Linked DNA regions of Mus musculus: region 1 is linked to region 2. Evidence: chromatin loops called from intact Hi-C (ENCODE). Cell type or tissue: left cerebral cortex. All regions are shown on one strand. Links, peaks and the distances in the headings refer to the core of each region. The heading gives the core; the rest is flanking DNA.

Evidence for each region. Hi-C counts contacts between places; a loop is a spot of excess contacts. Peaks named below come from ENCODE experiments on the same cell type or tissue, not always from the same donor. Only the 100,000 strongest peaks of a DNase experiment are listed, where the experiment ranks them.
Region 1: a loop joins it to region 2, with 2.1 times the contacts of the local background. A loop is called at or near these places in 1 of 42 quality-filtered maps.

Annotation. Positions count from the first base shown.
Region 1 is chr4:129,293,826-129,301,737 of GRCm38, reverse strand. It overlaps Sync (syncoilin), which reads right to left. Exons shown (of 5, transcript NM_023485.3): 2 at 7,362-7,912. Among named protein-coding and RNA genes, the nearest start is that of Sync, 10 kb to the right of the region's middle. In left cerebral cortex, for the core only: no CTCF peak of the experiment used is centred there; a DNase peak (open chromatin) is centred at 3,797.
Region 2 is chr4:129,437,430-129,445,341 of GRCm38, reverse strand. It overlaps Zbtb8b (zinc finger and BTB domain containing 8b), which reads left to right and starts at 4,524. Exons shown (of 4, transcript NM_153541.3): 1 at 4,524-4,568. In left cerebral cortex, for the core only: no CTCF peak of the experiment used is centred there; a DNase peak (open chromatin) is centred at 4,440; H3K4me3 peaks cover 1,053 bases.

The sequences.
Region 1 (7,912 bases), core at 1,487-5,486, 140 kb after region 2:
TTTTGAGACAGGGTTTCTCTGCAAAGCCCTGGCTGTCCTGGAACTCACTTTGTAGACCAGGCTGGCCTTGAACTCAGAAATCCGCCTGCCTCTGCCTCCCGAGTGCTGGGCTTAAAGGTGTGTGTCACCACGCCTGCTGCCCTCTGAATTTCTGAACTTGGTTTTTCCTATTTAATAAACCTGCCCTAAGAACAGACTTGTACCACTGTTAGGTTCCCAAGTCCTTTTTGTGGCCCTGATTGAGTAGTCTTGGGTGCCTTCAGTAAAGTATTCTTGCTTAGCTGGGATCAGTGTTCATATGGTTTGTGTAGCGATTCCTGAACAACAGAAGCTGGTAATCCCAGAGGCTAGGGCAGCAGGATCAGGAGTTCCAGACTAGCCTGAATACATTAAAAAACAAAAACAAAAACAAAACAGCCGGGCGTGGTGGTGAACGCCTTTAATCCCAGCACTCGGGAGGCAGAGGCAGGTGGATTTCTGAGTTCGAGGCCAGCCTCGTCTACAAAGTGAGTTCCAGGACAGCCACGGCTATAGAGAAACCCTGTCTCGAAAAAAAAAAAAATCTTCTTTAAAAGAAATAAATGTAGCCAGGCCACAGTGAAGTGGTGGCACACACTCTTGATCCCAGCATTCAGGAGGCAGAGGCAGGAAGAACTCTGAACTTGAGGCCAACCTGATCCCTGGTCCATGGAGTAAATTCTGGAATGACCAGGGGTACACAGAGAAACCTTGTCTACCAAAGAAAAAATGTATATAGTAGCAAGTGGGTCTTTAGGTCAGTCTGATCTACATAGTTCCAGATTAGTCAGACTAGAGAGAGAGAGAGAGAGACCCTGTCTCAAAAAATAAAGAGTACATAGGTATTAGCCTGGCACTACAGCAAGAGCTTTTCAAATAATACCTAGCTCATTCAATGCAACCCTATGAAGGGCCTATCAATTCCATTTTTTAAAAAAATTATATGAATTCACCTGTACCTCAGAGTATATATGTATATATGTACCATGTGCCTGCAGTGCCTAGGGAGGTCAGAAGAGATCATGGAACGCTTGGAGCTGGAGTTAACAGGAATGTTGCAGGATATCTGATCACACTGTAAACCCTAAAATTGTGTTATATACTGAAAAAAAAAAACCTGTTTTTAGTTGTGGTGTGGCTCAACCCTTAGCACACACCTTTAATCCCAAACAATGCATAGAAGAAAGAACTCATGTTTGAAATTGATCGTTGAGTGGCGGACAAAGTGACAAATCAAAGAAAGACTCAACAGAATGAGTGAGACATAGGATGTGCCCAACTCTCATGAGGAAAGAGAAGCTACTTAAGAGAGCAACACAAAGGGACTGAAGAGATGGCTCAGTGGTTAAGAGCACTGACTTCTCTTCTGAAGGTCCAGAGTTCAAATCACAGCAACCACAAGGTGGCTAACAACCACCCATAATGAGATCTGATGCCCTCTTCTGGTGTGTCTGAAGTCAGCTACAGTGTACTTACATATAATAATAAATAAATCTTTAAAAGAGAGAGCAGCACAGAGACAGAAAAAGAGAAGGAGGAGACAGGTTTTTTGGTTTTTGGTGTGGTTTTTTTTTTTTGCGGGGGGGGGGGGGGTGTTTGGTTGGTTGGTTTTTTTTTTTTTTTTTTTTTCGGTTTTTTCGAGACAGGGTTTCTCTGTATAGCCCTGGCTGTCCTGGAACTCACTTTGTAGACCAGGTTGGTCTCGAACTCAGAAATTCGCCTGCCTCTGCCTCCCAAGTACTAGGATTAAAAGTATGTGCCACCACTGCCCGGCCGAGGAGACAGTTATACCAGGTCAGTTTAGAGAAATAGGTTGCAAGAGAAAACAAGCTAAACCCAGGTGAATGAGTCAGAGAAGGAGATGGAGTCAGAAGATTAGAACAGACTGAAGTAGTTTGAGGCCAAGCAGAGCAAATCAATCAGAAGCCAAGAGAAGCCAGGTTGAATCAGTCGGAGCCAGAGCAGCTGATGAGAAAGATGAGAAAGAACTAGGGTGAGGTGCTTCTTCAGCAGCAAGTCTCAGAGGCTGGAGATATTCTGGGCCTGGATTAGATTGTACAGAGGTTACAAGCTTCCAGGACTAGGCTTAGGTTAGCAGATAGAAAGCTGTAAGCCTCCCAGACAACACTTACTACAGGCAAGTCAAAACAGTATTTACACAGGAAGGTGTAAACTGCCCTCTGTCTCTCCAGAGAATGACCTCTGCAAAAGCAGCAGCCACCAGACATCTCTCCAGCCGGAAGTCCCATTTCCTCTGCTTCTTGGCCTCTTAGTTAAAATCAGGTGTGATCCCATTTTACCTGTGAGGAGGCAGAGCCGGTGGGATTTGCCTTGGCTCCGAGCTCACACTCCGCATCACTCTGCTACAGACTCTTATGACCTCTCTGCGAAACCTGAGAAGGCCACACTGAAGTACCCTGGCACTCTGCAGTCAGAGAATGACAGCACGGCCGTTCCAAGTAGACATTTACACGTTCTAAATAGACATTCACAAAAACAAAAGCATGAATGGGGGTGGTGGGGCGCTTGCTGGAAAGAGGGAGGGGTTGGCAGAGGTTGGGGAAAGAAGAGCGGGGAAGATGGTTGTGATCAGAATATATTATATACATGAAACTGTCAAAATAATTTTTAGCATTATCTGGAGTGGAGGAGGAGGGGGGTCTGTGGCTTTAGTGAAAACTTGGGTTCAGCAGTTGAATACTTGGTACAAATGCATGAATTTGAAGTGAGTCCAAAGTTTCATAACAAGCTCAAATGTGACCACACACACATCTTTGGTCCCAAATCTGGGGGGGCAGAGAGGAGTACTGACATAACTCCATGCTATTAGAGACCTCTCACGGGTGTAAGGCCAAGAGTGACAGAGCAGGACAGCCATTCAGCACGTGCAGGTGAACATAGCTACACACAGGCATACACACAAAGAAAAAGAAACCCTTACGTAAACTCCAGCCAGCCCTGCCTGCCTGCCTGCCCATTCATTCCTTACGGCTCAGCCCCACTGAGCTTGCTTTCCGTGCTCTCAGATGAGCTGTCCCCTCTGCCTGGAATACTTTTACCTAACTGGTCAGTGAACCCATTCAAGGCCCAACCGAAACACTTCGTGGAGGGAAGGAGCGTGCTGTCACTCGGGATTACACGCTCAGGCCAGTGCTCCAGGACAGTGGGACGCTGGACCAAGAGCTTCTCTGTTGCCCCTCTCTGCACACCGTTCAAACATTTCGTACCCTGCAGGGGTATAAAGTAAATGAACTCTGTAGAGAACTTGCTAGTACATATTAGCTATGGTTACCCCTCTGCAGTCCCCCTGGTTTCCTTAGGCAGGATTAAGCCCCTACAGGCGCTACTTCCTTGCATGGTTCTGGGTTTAGCACACTGAAGCTCACAGTTATCCATCTCAGGTCAAGCAACGCCCCCCTTTTTTTCTCTCTTTTCTTTCTTCCTTCTCGCCTCCCCTCCCCCGCCACCTGGAGTTCACCATACCGACCAGGCTGACCTTCAATTCAGAGCTCCACCTGCCCTTGCATCCTGGATGCTGATATTAAGGTGCACGCCACCACGTCAGGCCTTTTTCTTTTTGGGTGTGCAGTGCCAGAGGTCAAACCCAGGGGCCTTGTGCATGCTAAGCAAGCACCCTAGCCCTGAGCTACATCCTCAACTCAGAAAGCTTCAGTGATGTTTGGATTATCTGAAAATGTTCACTGTGTCTGGCATCCCTCCCAGACTGCAGACTCTGAGAACAGCAACACCTCATCCTTGACTGTTTCCTGCCTTTTCTTGCCAGCACCTTAGCCTCTACCATACTAGACGCGTAGAAACTGTGAATGGATGGATAATGGAGGTGGTAGTGATGACAAACAGACTCTAAGAGCGCAGGCGCAACCTAAGAAGCTCAGAGCAGCCTTGAAAAGTAACCAGAGTGAAGCAGGGTGAGTCACCTGCAAACACCACTTAGGAGCCCTCTCAGAAAAAAAGAGTTGGGTTAGTCATGGTGACACAGGCCTTGAAACCTCAGCACTCAGGAGGCTGAGGCAGGAGAATCAAGAGTTTAAGGCACTCTACACTCAACAGTGAGGTCCCGCTTCAGAAACAGCATACATGGCTTTTGCAGAGCGCCTGAATTCGATTGATCCCCATTAGGCAGCTCTCACTCGCCTCTGCGCTCATCTTCCATAGATCCCACACCTCTAGCCTCTGAGGGTACCAGTGCTCCTGTGCACTTACCCAAAGGACACACATGATTGAAAATAAAATCTGAAGCCAGTGGCAGGTGGTGCATGCCTTTAATCTCAGCACTCAAGATTGTGAGTTCAAGGCCAGCCTGGTATACAGAGCTAGAGGACAGCCAAGGCCATGCAAAGAATCTCTATTTCAAAAACAAAAATAAAAAATAATTTTAGGGCTGGAGAGATGGCTCAGTGGTTAAGAGCACAGACTGCTCTTCCAAAGATCCTAAGTTCAATTCCCAGCCACCACATGGTAGTTCACATCCATCCGTAATGGGCTCCAATGCCCTCTTCTGGTGTGTCTGAAGATAGCTAGTATACTCACATGCATAAAATAAATAAAAAATTTTAAAAATAATAATAATGATGGGGGCTGGTGAGATGGCTCAGTGGGTAAGAGCACCGGACTGCTCTTCTGAAGGTCCAGAGTTCAAATCCCAGCAACCACATGAGGGTTCACAACCATCCCTAACAAGATCTGACTCCCTCTTCTGGTGTGTCTGAAGACAGCTATAGTGTACTTACATATAATAATAAATAAATCTTTTAAAAAAAGAAAAAATAATAATAATGGGGGCTGGTGAGATGGCTCAGTGTGTAAGAGCACTGACTGTTCTACCAAAGGTCCTGAGTTCAAATCCCAGCAACCACATGGTGGCTCACAACCACCTGTAATGAGAGCTGACAACTTCTTCTGGTGTGTCTGAAGTCAGCTACAGTGTACTTATGTATACTAATAAATAAATCTTTTTAAAATAATAATAATAATTTTTAAAAATCATAAATACTATAATAAGATCAGCAAAGTGAACGGAACCATTTTCAAGGCTTCTCTTAAGGGAAGACATACAACTTTAAAGTTTATCCAACACTGGGCGGTGGTGGCACACACCTTTAATCCCAGCACTCGGGAGGCAGAGGCAGGTGGATTTCTGAGTTCGAGGCCAGCCTGGTCTACAGAGTGAGTTCCAGGACAGCCAGGGCTACACAGAGAAACCCTGTCTCGAAAAACTCCCCAAAAAATAAAAAATAAGGTTTATCCAAGGAAATATGTTTTGAAAACCAAAACTACCAAGTTAGCCATGATGCTGAGTGATACTCCCAGGATTTGGGAGGCTGAGGCAGGAGAAGGGTGAATTGAAGGCCTGCACACAGGAGGTAGGCAGACAGGGATAGCAGGAGCGCCTGGTCACATGTAACTTTGAGAAGACCAATCTGAGCCACTTGAGACCCTGTCTGCAAATAGAACAACCCGGTGGCTGTAAAAGGTCCCACAGCAAAGTTTCCTCAGTGTGCCTAGCAACATCTGACATTGGCCTGCTGTGTCCCCTAAGCTCCGTGGCAGACCAGGAGACAAGTAAAGATAGCTGCTGCCTCCTGTCCACCCAGCCTGCCGCGGCACACGCAAATGTTTATCCACTCCGTATTTATATCCTACTCTGTTCTAAAACGGGGTTAGAACTGGCTCACACTTAATCAGAAATAACAGGAATACAGGGATATGGTGACATGTGCAAAAATGGAAAACGCCGAGAAAGAGATTCCATCCCAGAGTCCGCACAGCTTCAAGGTGGAGGCTGGATCAGTGGTTCCAAGGTCAGTGTGCCTGGCAGAGCATGGTATGAGCTCCTGTGCTGGGCCGTTCTAACCCTCTCTATAGCCAAGCACGAGTCACAGGTCAGTTAGACTTGAAGATGAAGCACAGAAACACCTAGGGCTGGTCAGGCCCAACCTCAAAGGACTGCGCTGAGCCTCCAGTTCATTGTCTATAAAAAAAAGAATATAAGAATCCAAGCCAGGTATGGCAGCCCATTTTACCCAGGTAGCATAGGTCTGTAATCCCAGCTACATGGGAGGCTGAAGCAGAAAGATCTCAAACTCAGGGCCTGCCCGAGCTACTGGGTGAGTTCAAGACTAGGCTAGACAACTTAGACCCTGTCTCAAGTCTAAAGAGGACTATGAGTAAAGCTATTTATTGTTTGACTAGCCTGTGTGAAGCCCTGGGCTCAACCCCCAGAGTCCCTACACCTCAACAAACTGCACTAATGCACACACACACACACACACACACACACACACACACACACACACACACGACTGTGTAAACCAACAGTCAACATAACTGGCAAGAGGCTGGGGTAGATAAGATAAGAGCTGGGCTCAGCAGATAAGAGCACTTGCTGTTCTCGCAGAAGACCCCAGCACCAGCACTCTCATGGTAGCTCACAGTCACCTCTAACCCCAGATTCAAAGCATTCAATGCCCTTTTCTGGCTTTCTTGGGCACTGCATGCACACAGGTACACAAACATACACGTAAGCAAAAGACCCATATGCATAAAGCAAAAATAAAATTTTAAATTAAAGAAAGGCTGGCCAGGAGTGGTGGCACACTCCTTTAATCTCAGCACTTGGGAGGCAGAAGCAGGTGGATCTCTGAGTTCGAGGCCAGCCTGGTCTACAGAGTGAGTTCCAGGACAGCCAGGGCTACCTACACAGAGAAACCCTGTCTCGAAAAAACAAACAAACAAAAAAACAAAAACAAAACAAAAAATCCTAATCCTAACCCTACCCTAACTAAAGGAAAAAAAGAATGAGTTGGGGGGTGGGGGGTAGACTAGGAGGAATGGAGAGAATGGGAGGCTGTGGTATGGATATAGTATATGAAATAATTAATAATAATAATAATAGAATTAATAATGATAATAATAATAGAATGAATGGGCCCAAAGAACAGGTTTTTCTGTAGTACTGGATGGTAAGTAACCCCTAGCCCCAAAGACATTATTAGACCTATCTGGGTGTGGTATGCCCCACCTCTAGTCCCAACACTCAGGAAACAGAGGCAGGTGGATCTGGAAGTCTGAGTTCAGCCTGGTCTACAGAGTGAGTTCCAGGACAGCCAGGGCTACACAGAGAGACCCTGTCTCAGAAGGAGAAAAGAAGGACATCAGACTTCCCTTGAGCTAAAATATGTCCCTTCAGCTGGGTGTGGTGGCACACACCTATGGTCCCAGCACTCAGAGGGCTGAGGCAGGAAGGTCTCAAGTTTCTCAAGGTCTCCAGGCCAACCTGAACTACATAATAAAACTTGTCTGTTGCACAGCCAAGGGCCTACCCTGTACTGTTGAACCTCTTCATCGCGTTTTTGCCTCACGAGCGTGATCTGGTCCTCCAGGTTCCTGTTCTGAAGTTGGAGCTGCCGGGCCTCTGCTTCCAGGGGTCGCAGAGCCTCCCTCATCTCCTGGATCTCCGCCTGGGTGTCCTGTAGAGCTTTGGTCCCGGCCTCTTTCCTTTCCAGGAGCCGGAGCAGCTGAGGCTCATACTCCTCCTCCAGGCCCTGGCGGCTCTCGGCCATGAGATTTTCAAACTGTGTCGACAGCCGTCGGCTCTCCTGGAGAAAGTGCCCATCGCTCTGGGTCGGGGGTGCTTCTAGTTGTTGCTGTAACTGCTCCTTCTGCTTCTGACAGGCATCTCGGAGCTGGGTCAGTTCTTCCGAGAGCTGGGCTGCCCGAGTGGTCAGCGCTTCCCTGCAGTCGGCAAACTGAGCCACATCCTGCTGACGGCACTCCAGCTGGTATTGGTAAGCCACGCATTCCTTGGTCACCTTGAACAGCTTCTGCTTCACCGTCCGGATCTCCTCCCTGAGCCCGTCCCTCTCCAGCTCTG
Region 2 (7,912 bases), core at 2,092-6,091:
CGACCCCTCCCTGAGATGCTGGCAGTGAGTCTGTTCCAAGCTCCAGTGAGGGAGGCATCCGCCCACTTGGGGCTTCTGTCCAAGGTAAGGAGCACCTGCGAGACTAACTGCCAGGCTCTGATGGGGGTCTCGTCTCTGTGGGACTAGAAAGTGCCCCAACAATCTGACCAAGGTTACAGGAAGTTACAAAAGTTAAAAGGACAGGGTAAGTCGATAAGAAAGTGCAGAGGAGGAGAAAGAAAGGAAGGATAGAGGTCTGCAAAGAAGTGAGCTAAAAGCAAAGCTTCAGCAGACTCAGGAGAAATGGATGACAGTGGCAAATAGAGAGGTTAACAGTGAGGAGAAGTAAAAATAGAGATGAAGGAGATTAGAGAGGTCTGAGATGAAAGAGATACTCTGAATGAGAAATATTTAGAGGAGGAACCAGTAAGTAAGAGACAGACAAGAAGAGTTGAGGAAACATGAGGCTGACAAAGACAGAGACCAGAGACAGAATCAAAGATGTGCAGTGAGACAGAAAGATAAACCAGGGCAGAGGTAAACTATGAGAGAAGATGAGTGACAGGATATAGATGTGATAATTAGATAACATCCAAAGGAAGCAAAGACAAGGAGGAGGAACAAAAGACATATATATATATATATATATATATATATATATATATATATAGAGAGAGAGAGAGAGAGAGAGAGAGAGAGAGAGAGAGAACATTATATGAGATCTCCATTACAGTTAGGAAACAGAAGCAAAGAGAGGTAAATAACAGACTAGAACCTGAGAAGGTGGCACATGCTAATAATGCTAGCACTTAGAAATGATCTGTATGCTAAGTTAAAAGGCTTGCAGGTGGTGCAGAAAGAAGTCTGGTCACAACTGGCTACAGTGAATGAGCTAGGTACCCCAAAGACATCTCACCAGTTCCAGCCAGAGATCTGATCTTCGTACACCTACATCATGCCCAGACCCTCAAACCTCACTAGAAGGGTCCCTGCCTAGTTCTGTTTACTATCCCTTCTTATTCTGTTTTTGTTCCCATGTTAAAAATAGAGTAAATACTGTACAGCTTATGGTCTTCCAGCGTCAACACCAACTTATAGTTAAGATAGAAGAAGAGTATGATTTCTATTCTCCACATAGAGATATAGACTTCTGAAATTCTAAGATTAGAATTACTTAGTAGAAGAAGAGGGGAATGAAAGAAAGATGAAATTTCAAGACCTGTAAGTCATATAAAGTACTCAGAAATTGCTGGTTGTTTGTGAGCCTAGAGGCTGCCTGGGGCTGAGAAAAAAAGAAAAACAAACCCGGGTATGCCCCGTAGTTAAAACATTCCGGGGAACAACTTGACCATAAGATAAAGAGGAATGTGAGGACATAACAGGGCTATGTGAACTGAGTCAACAACTCACAGAACTCTGACAGCCTGCACGTACATGTAATTTTTCTGCTGATGTTTGAATAAGCCAATAGTGTGTCGCTATGCTGAATTCCACACCCCTAAGCCCCTTACCCCATAAAAACCCTAGCTTTTGAGCCTCGTGGCCGACATCTGTTATCTCCTGTGTGGGATGCATGTCAGTCCAGAGCTCCGTCATTAAACTACCTCCTGTAATTACATAAAGATGGTCCTTCATGATTTTTTGGGTGCCCGCCGAATCGGGAATTGAGTGGGGGTTTCCCCACTAGGTTCTATCAATTCTAGGCAGGAGGGGGTGAGGGTAGTAGCCTTGGGAAGGAGTGTACAGGGTTGAGAGGAGGCCAGGAGTCAATTGAGATATTGTTTTTTTTTTTTCTTTTTAGGAGGGCAATATGAATAAGTTGAAGCCTCCAAGGGGACAAAGGAGAAAGGTTCTTGTGTGACAGGAAGTCCTTGAACCAGTGTGGTGAGAGAATGAAGAAAAGGTGACCAAATGTGAGCATACAAGGCCTCCCGGGTCTATAGAGAGGCTGCTGTTAGTGTGGGTAAGCAGAGCTGCCATTCCTAACTGTTGTATCTAGCTGTTGAGAAAAGATAGGCTGTAGGGACAAATGTTTGTCCTCTCCTTTGCTCCCAATCCCCCAGAGTCATTCCCCAAAATGTAGTATTCAGAATAAAGGGTTGGTCAAGTGTCTAGGGGAGCCAGGGCAAGGGCTATAGGAGCACATCTCTGAGGTGAGGTGAAACTAGGCATGGCAGGCTTAGCCGGGTCCAGAGGCTCATTTGGAGGGCTCTTAGCAGTTTCCTAGACTGGGTGAGCAGTTGCCAATCCAGGTTCTGCCAGGCAAGGAAGGGGAGAACGTCTTCCCTGGTAGATGGAACCTTAAGAAACTGCAGATACTCTCTGACCAAGAGTGAATTCCTGGCTGTTAGGGGACAAGGGGAAGCCTAGATAATTGATCTGAAGGTCAGAAAGTGAGGTTTAGAAGGAGAGATGCTGTCTCCTTTGTTTTCTATTAAGTTAAGAAGTTGCCAGTTAAGTGGTTGGGAGAGAGGTCAAGATAAAGGAGGTCAGGGGCCACGCTGGTTGGAGAAATGGGGCTATCACGGAACCCCTGGGAAGGAAGGGCAGTCCAAGTAAGCTGAGATGCCTGTTCCAGAGTTAAGAGTCTTCCCAGGCGACGGCAAAGAGGTCATGTGGATCTGGGTGTAAAGGAATTGTGAGGAGAGCATCCTTAAGGTCTGGGATGGTAAAGAGAGAGGCAGAGAAAGGAATCTAAGAGAGTGTGAGGGTTAGGCAGCACCCAGTACATAGGAAGGACTGCTGTGTTAACAATCCTGAGGTCCTGGGAGAGCCATTAGCCTTTAGACGGGCTAGATGAGGTGTTATAGGTCAAGTGACTAGCCTTTGCAGGCGGGGTGGCGCATGCGCTGAGTCCCAGCATCCGGGAGGCAAAAGTTTGAGGCCAGCCTGCTCTACAGATCAAGTTCCAGGACAGCCATGGCTACACAGAGAAACTCTGTCCCAGGGGAAAATAGGCATTGTATGATACATTTTAAGCCTTGTCTATGTTTTAAAGAAACGTGGTACAGCTGGAATGATGATGGTTCGGCGGTAAAGAGCACTCGCTGTTCCTACAGAGGACCCGGCTTTCATTTCCGGTGCCCACGTGGTACCACCCAATTGTCTATAACTCCAGTTCCAGGGGATCTGAAGCCCTCTCTGGTCGGCTTTATCAGTCACACACACGGATTCCAGAAGAAATCAGAAATTGGTAAAGGCAAATGTAGATTCATTGACATTTTGACCAAACCTAGGAGAGAAAGAAGTCGAATTTCTTCATGATCCTGCCTATTGCCACTTCATAGCTTAAAAACAAACAGCTGGAGAGATGACTCAGTGGTTACGGGCACTGACTGCTTTTCCAGAGGTCCTGAGTTCAATTCCCAGCAACCCCATGATGGCTCACAACCATCTGTAATGGGATCCGATGCCCTTTTCTGGTGTGTCTGAAGACAGTGACAGTGCACTCACATATATGCAATAATAATTTAAAAAGTAAATAAATAATGTGTGACACCACAAAACAAACAGTGTGTGTTCCTGCACGTGCTCGAACGCCCTCCTGTGTGTATGTGGTCATCAGAGGTCCTCAGACTCCTTGGAGCTCAAGTTGCAGGTGGTCGTGGGCAGCTTGATGTGGATGGAGCCTGAACTCAGGCCCTATGCAAGAGTAGAACATGCTCTCAACCACCCAACCACCTCTCCAGCCTCAAATAGGGCTTTGCTTTTTTTTTTTTTCCTTCTTATCCTTTGGGCATCTTGGTACATGTAGTTTTGTCTTTTATACAGAGTGCTGAGAGTCTTGGAGCCACTTTAGCTTCAGAGACCCCATCTTGTACATAGTCTCCATCTTGTACTAGGCTAAATTTTAAGAAACAGCTGAGCTCCCGGAAATGGGTTCAGGCTCCAGGCGCCCCACAGGAATTTAGGTCCACATTACCCTACCCCATGCCTTGCTGGTTAGCACCCAGTCCGGTCTGAAACCCAGCAGCCGCTACACAGGCTCTGATTGGCTGGCCTCAATCCAGGGCAAGTTATCAAGAAAACCATCTGAGGTATTTGACAGGTAGTAACCCACTTAAGATGTCAGGTGTGAGAAACGGTTGAAATACAGCATGCATGCACCCGATTGGCTGCCCCTACCCTACCTAATCTGTGGGTTTTGTTGTTGTTGTTTTGTTATTGTTTTTTATGTTTTTGTTTTTGCTTTAAAAGGTTGTTCTGACTCTCCCTGACACGGTTTGGATCCAGAACCCAGCCGACTTCCTAATATACCGGTTTTTTGAATAAAGAAACTTTTGTTGGCTCGAACTTGGTTTTCATAGTGGATTATTTCCCAAAGTCTCGGACACTAACAAGACCACAACTCCCATCACCCCATGAACGCTGGAGTCTTCAGAGCGCATCCTCCAGAGGTGGGTACCCGGACCATTGACGGACCTGCTGGCTGAAGGGCCCGCCTTCATCAGCCCAAGATCTCCCACCATTGGTCATCTTCCCCGCTTCTCACTGGAGGGCCGCAGGTGAATGAAAGGGGGCGTGTCAGTACTCTCAGCTCGCTGGAGGTGGCTGGAACCCGGTGCCAGGTGAGAACACAACATCCGATCGGCGCCGCGGCTTTTTTGGTTTTGGGGAAAGTTAGGGGCACCTCGGGAGGCTGGCTCAGGGGACAGAGTGCAGGTAGCAGGGACGGTTGCCGTCCTCAGCCAGCTTTGGACCGCCTGGCCCAGTAACTCCCTGGACCCCGGCTGCGCAGAGTCGCTCTCAGTGGTAGACCCTCCCTCTTCTTGCGTGGGGTGGGTGGACACCGAGGCATATGCCCACCCTCCCTGGCTGTGGGTGACCCACCCCCTCACGGTTCAGGTGGGAGTTCTGGCTTCTGCTCATTCTGATCCTGAAGGATACCCAGGCGCCAGGGCTTGGCCAGGCTGGGCCAGTGTCCGCTTGGGCAGTGGTCACTTTGCCGGCGGGAAGACCTGCGAGAGGCAAGGCCTCGGTTTTCACACCCAGACACCAGGGACTGTGCCAATTACCTGGTTCCAGTGGCCTCTTTAGGTTGTCTGACTCTGGATGGAATGTTCCCGGTGTCTTGAGAGCATTTTAGCAGAAGAACCGAAGATGGCAATTGGTCAAAAATTCTACCCCTGCAAAACTCTTAGTTCTTTTCCCCTTTTCCTGGGCCAGAGGAGGGAGTGACTTCCCGGTCTATTGCTAGACCTGTTAGAGGGTTTGGGGAGATCGGTAAACAATGGCTAAGGATTGCCTCTCAGGAGTCTGTAGAATATGGGTTCTAAATCCTGGACGTGTAGCTTTATCTTTGAACCTCAGATTCCCTCTCTGAAAAATGAAAATATTCTGCACTGTGTTAGTATGATCCTAAAATGAATGTTTGTCAAGTAGTTTTCTTAGTGCTTCGAAATGAATGATGTGCAGGAAATTCTAGTCATACTAGTCATTGGAGAGCAGTTTTTATTCTCAGGTTGGTGGAACTGGATGGAGGAGAGTTGTCAGAAAGACGGGGCTGGACATACAGTGCTGATGAATACTGTAATCCTAGCACTGGAGAGGCAGCGGCAAGTGGATGGGACTAGCCTCTGCCTCTCTGCTTCTCTGCCTCTCCGTGCTTGGATTAAAGACAAGTGCCACCACTGCCCAGCTTCGCTTTAATTTTTAAAAATTACATTTCTGTATTTATTTATATATTTATTTATTTATTGTGTGTGTACATATTTTCGCGGAGGTCAGAGTTCAGCTTTTAGGAGTTGGTTCTCTCCTTCCACCATGTGAGTGTTGAGCGTCACACTCAGCCCAGCAGGCTTGGTAGCAAGTGCTTTCACCTGCTGAGCCATCTCACTGCTCCAGTATTTAGTGACTGTTGAGTTGAATTGGAATCGTGTGTAGATTCAGAGTGCCATGAATGTGTGTTAGGCCAGTGCTAAGCTGTTTTCCAACGAGAAGTAGGGGTTTTCAGCACAGCCCAGGGACCAGCATGCCCGAGACCAGCTTTGCTGATTAGATTAACTATGGACTGATTATTTACCAAGTTTGGGTTCATGATGCTCCTGCCTCATCCTTCCATGGCTGGGACTACAGGTGTGTTCCCGACACCTGGCTAGGACAATTAGAAGTAAAACTCGAGTCCTTTAACATATTTCTTATCCCTAATACTTCTGCTGTTATATCTTTCTTGAATAATTGTTCAGAAAAAAAATTCACCATATAATGAATAAACATACACACACAGACACACACACTATAATTTGTTTTGGATCTTGTGGCTTTCTTTCTTTTTTCAATATATCTTGGTGACATTTCAGTTAACTATAGGTAGTTCTACATGATTGAGTCTTTTAAAAATTTTAAAATATCTTTTATATGGCTATTTTGCCTGGGTATATGTCTGTGTACCACATGTGTTTCTGTTGCCTACAGAAGCTAGAAAAGGGCACTAGCTCCTCTGGAACTGGAGTTACAGACAGCTATGAGCTGCCATGTGGGTGCTGGGAATTGAACCTGGGTCTTCTGGAAGAGCAGATGGTGCTTGTAAAACCATGAGCTGCAGCCCAACAATCAGAGATTTTTTGTTTTGTTTTGTTTTGTTTTGTTTTTGAGACAGGGTTTCTCTGTGTAGCCCTGGCTGTCCTGGAACTCACTTTGTAGACCAGCCTGGCCTCGAACTCAGAAATCTGCCTGCCTCTGCCTCCCAAGTGCTGGGATTAAAGGCGTGCGCCACCATGCCCTGCTTACAATCAGGGATTCTTAAAGAGAAATACTTTATTTGGGAATTGACTCAAAAAGCAGTGGGCATTCGAGTGTCACACTGCATAGTAAACTCTGTGTCTGTTTGAGGGTTGAAATCAGAGAGAAACGTTTAAAGGCAGAATGGGAACCATGGAAAGCATTTGTGAGAGACGAATCATTGCTACGAGGATCCATAACAAGAGTGTTGTCTAGCAAAGACTAAACAGGCAGATGCTGGGCCATCGTCCTCAAAGAAGTACTTTTTGTTTTGGTCCAGGAAAGGGGTGAGGACACACACTGAAGATTTCTGCTGAGGAGATGTCCCAGGGTGATTTTATATAGGGGCAGTAGAATTCCACAGCTAGGGGAGCTGGAGAGATGGCTGGGAGCACTGGCTGCTTTTGCAGAGGACCTGGTCCCAGTTGCCAGCACTTGCATGGTAGCGCATAGTTACCTGTAACTCCAGTTCCCAGGGATCTGAGTCCTTTTTAGGTCCTCCACAGGAATTGGACACATAGCTGGCAAATATATCATAATAAAAATAAGTGTATCTAGCCAGGTAGAGGTGGTGCTCACCTTCAGTCCCAGCGCTTGAGGGGCAGGGGCAGGTGGATCTCTGTGAATTTAAGGCCAGCTTTGTTTACAGAGTGAGTTCTAAGATAGCTAGGGCTAATAGAAATCCTATCTCAAAAAAACAGTGTTCACTTAACTACTTTGGATAAAAAACTTTTTAGGATTATAATTTGTTGAGTTTGGGCTCTTGATATGGCTCTGTGGGTAAAGGTGCTTGTGTAAGACCCCCTTTCGGGGACCCCCACTCTAGTGTCGGGAGAGAGAGCCCACTCAAAGAAACATGAGAATCCTTCTTGCTGTAAACACATTGAGGCAGTTTAATGGCGGAGCTCCGGGTTGAAATGTATCTCACACAGGAGTCAGTGGATTCGACCCTGAGGCTCGGAAGCTAGGGGTTTTTATGGGGGAAAGGGCTTAGGGGTGGGGAATTCAGCATAGCGACACACTATTGGCTAATTCAAACATCAGCAGAAAAATTACATGTCAGCAAAAGAATACGTGCAGGTCAGGTGTCAGGGTTCTGTGAGTTGCTGACTCAGTTCAGATAGCCCTGTTATGTCCTCACATTCCTCTTTATCTTTAAGGTCAAGCAGTTCCCAGGAATGCTTTACGGATG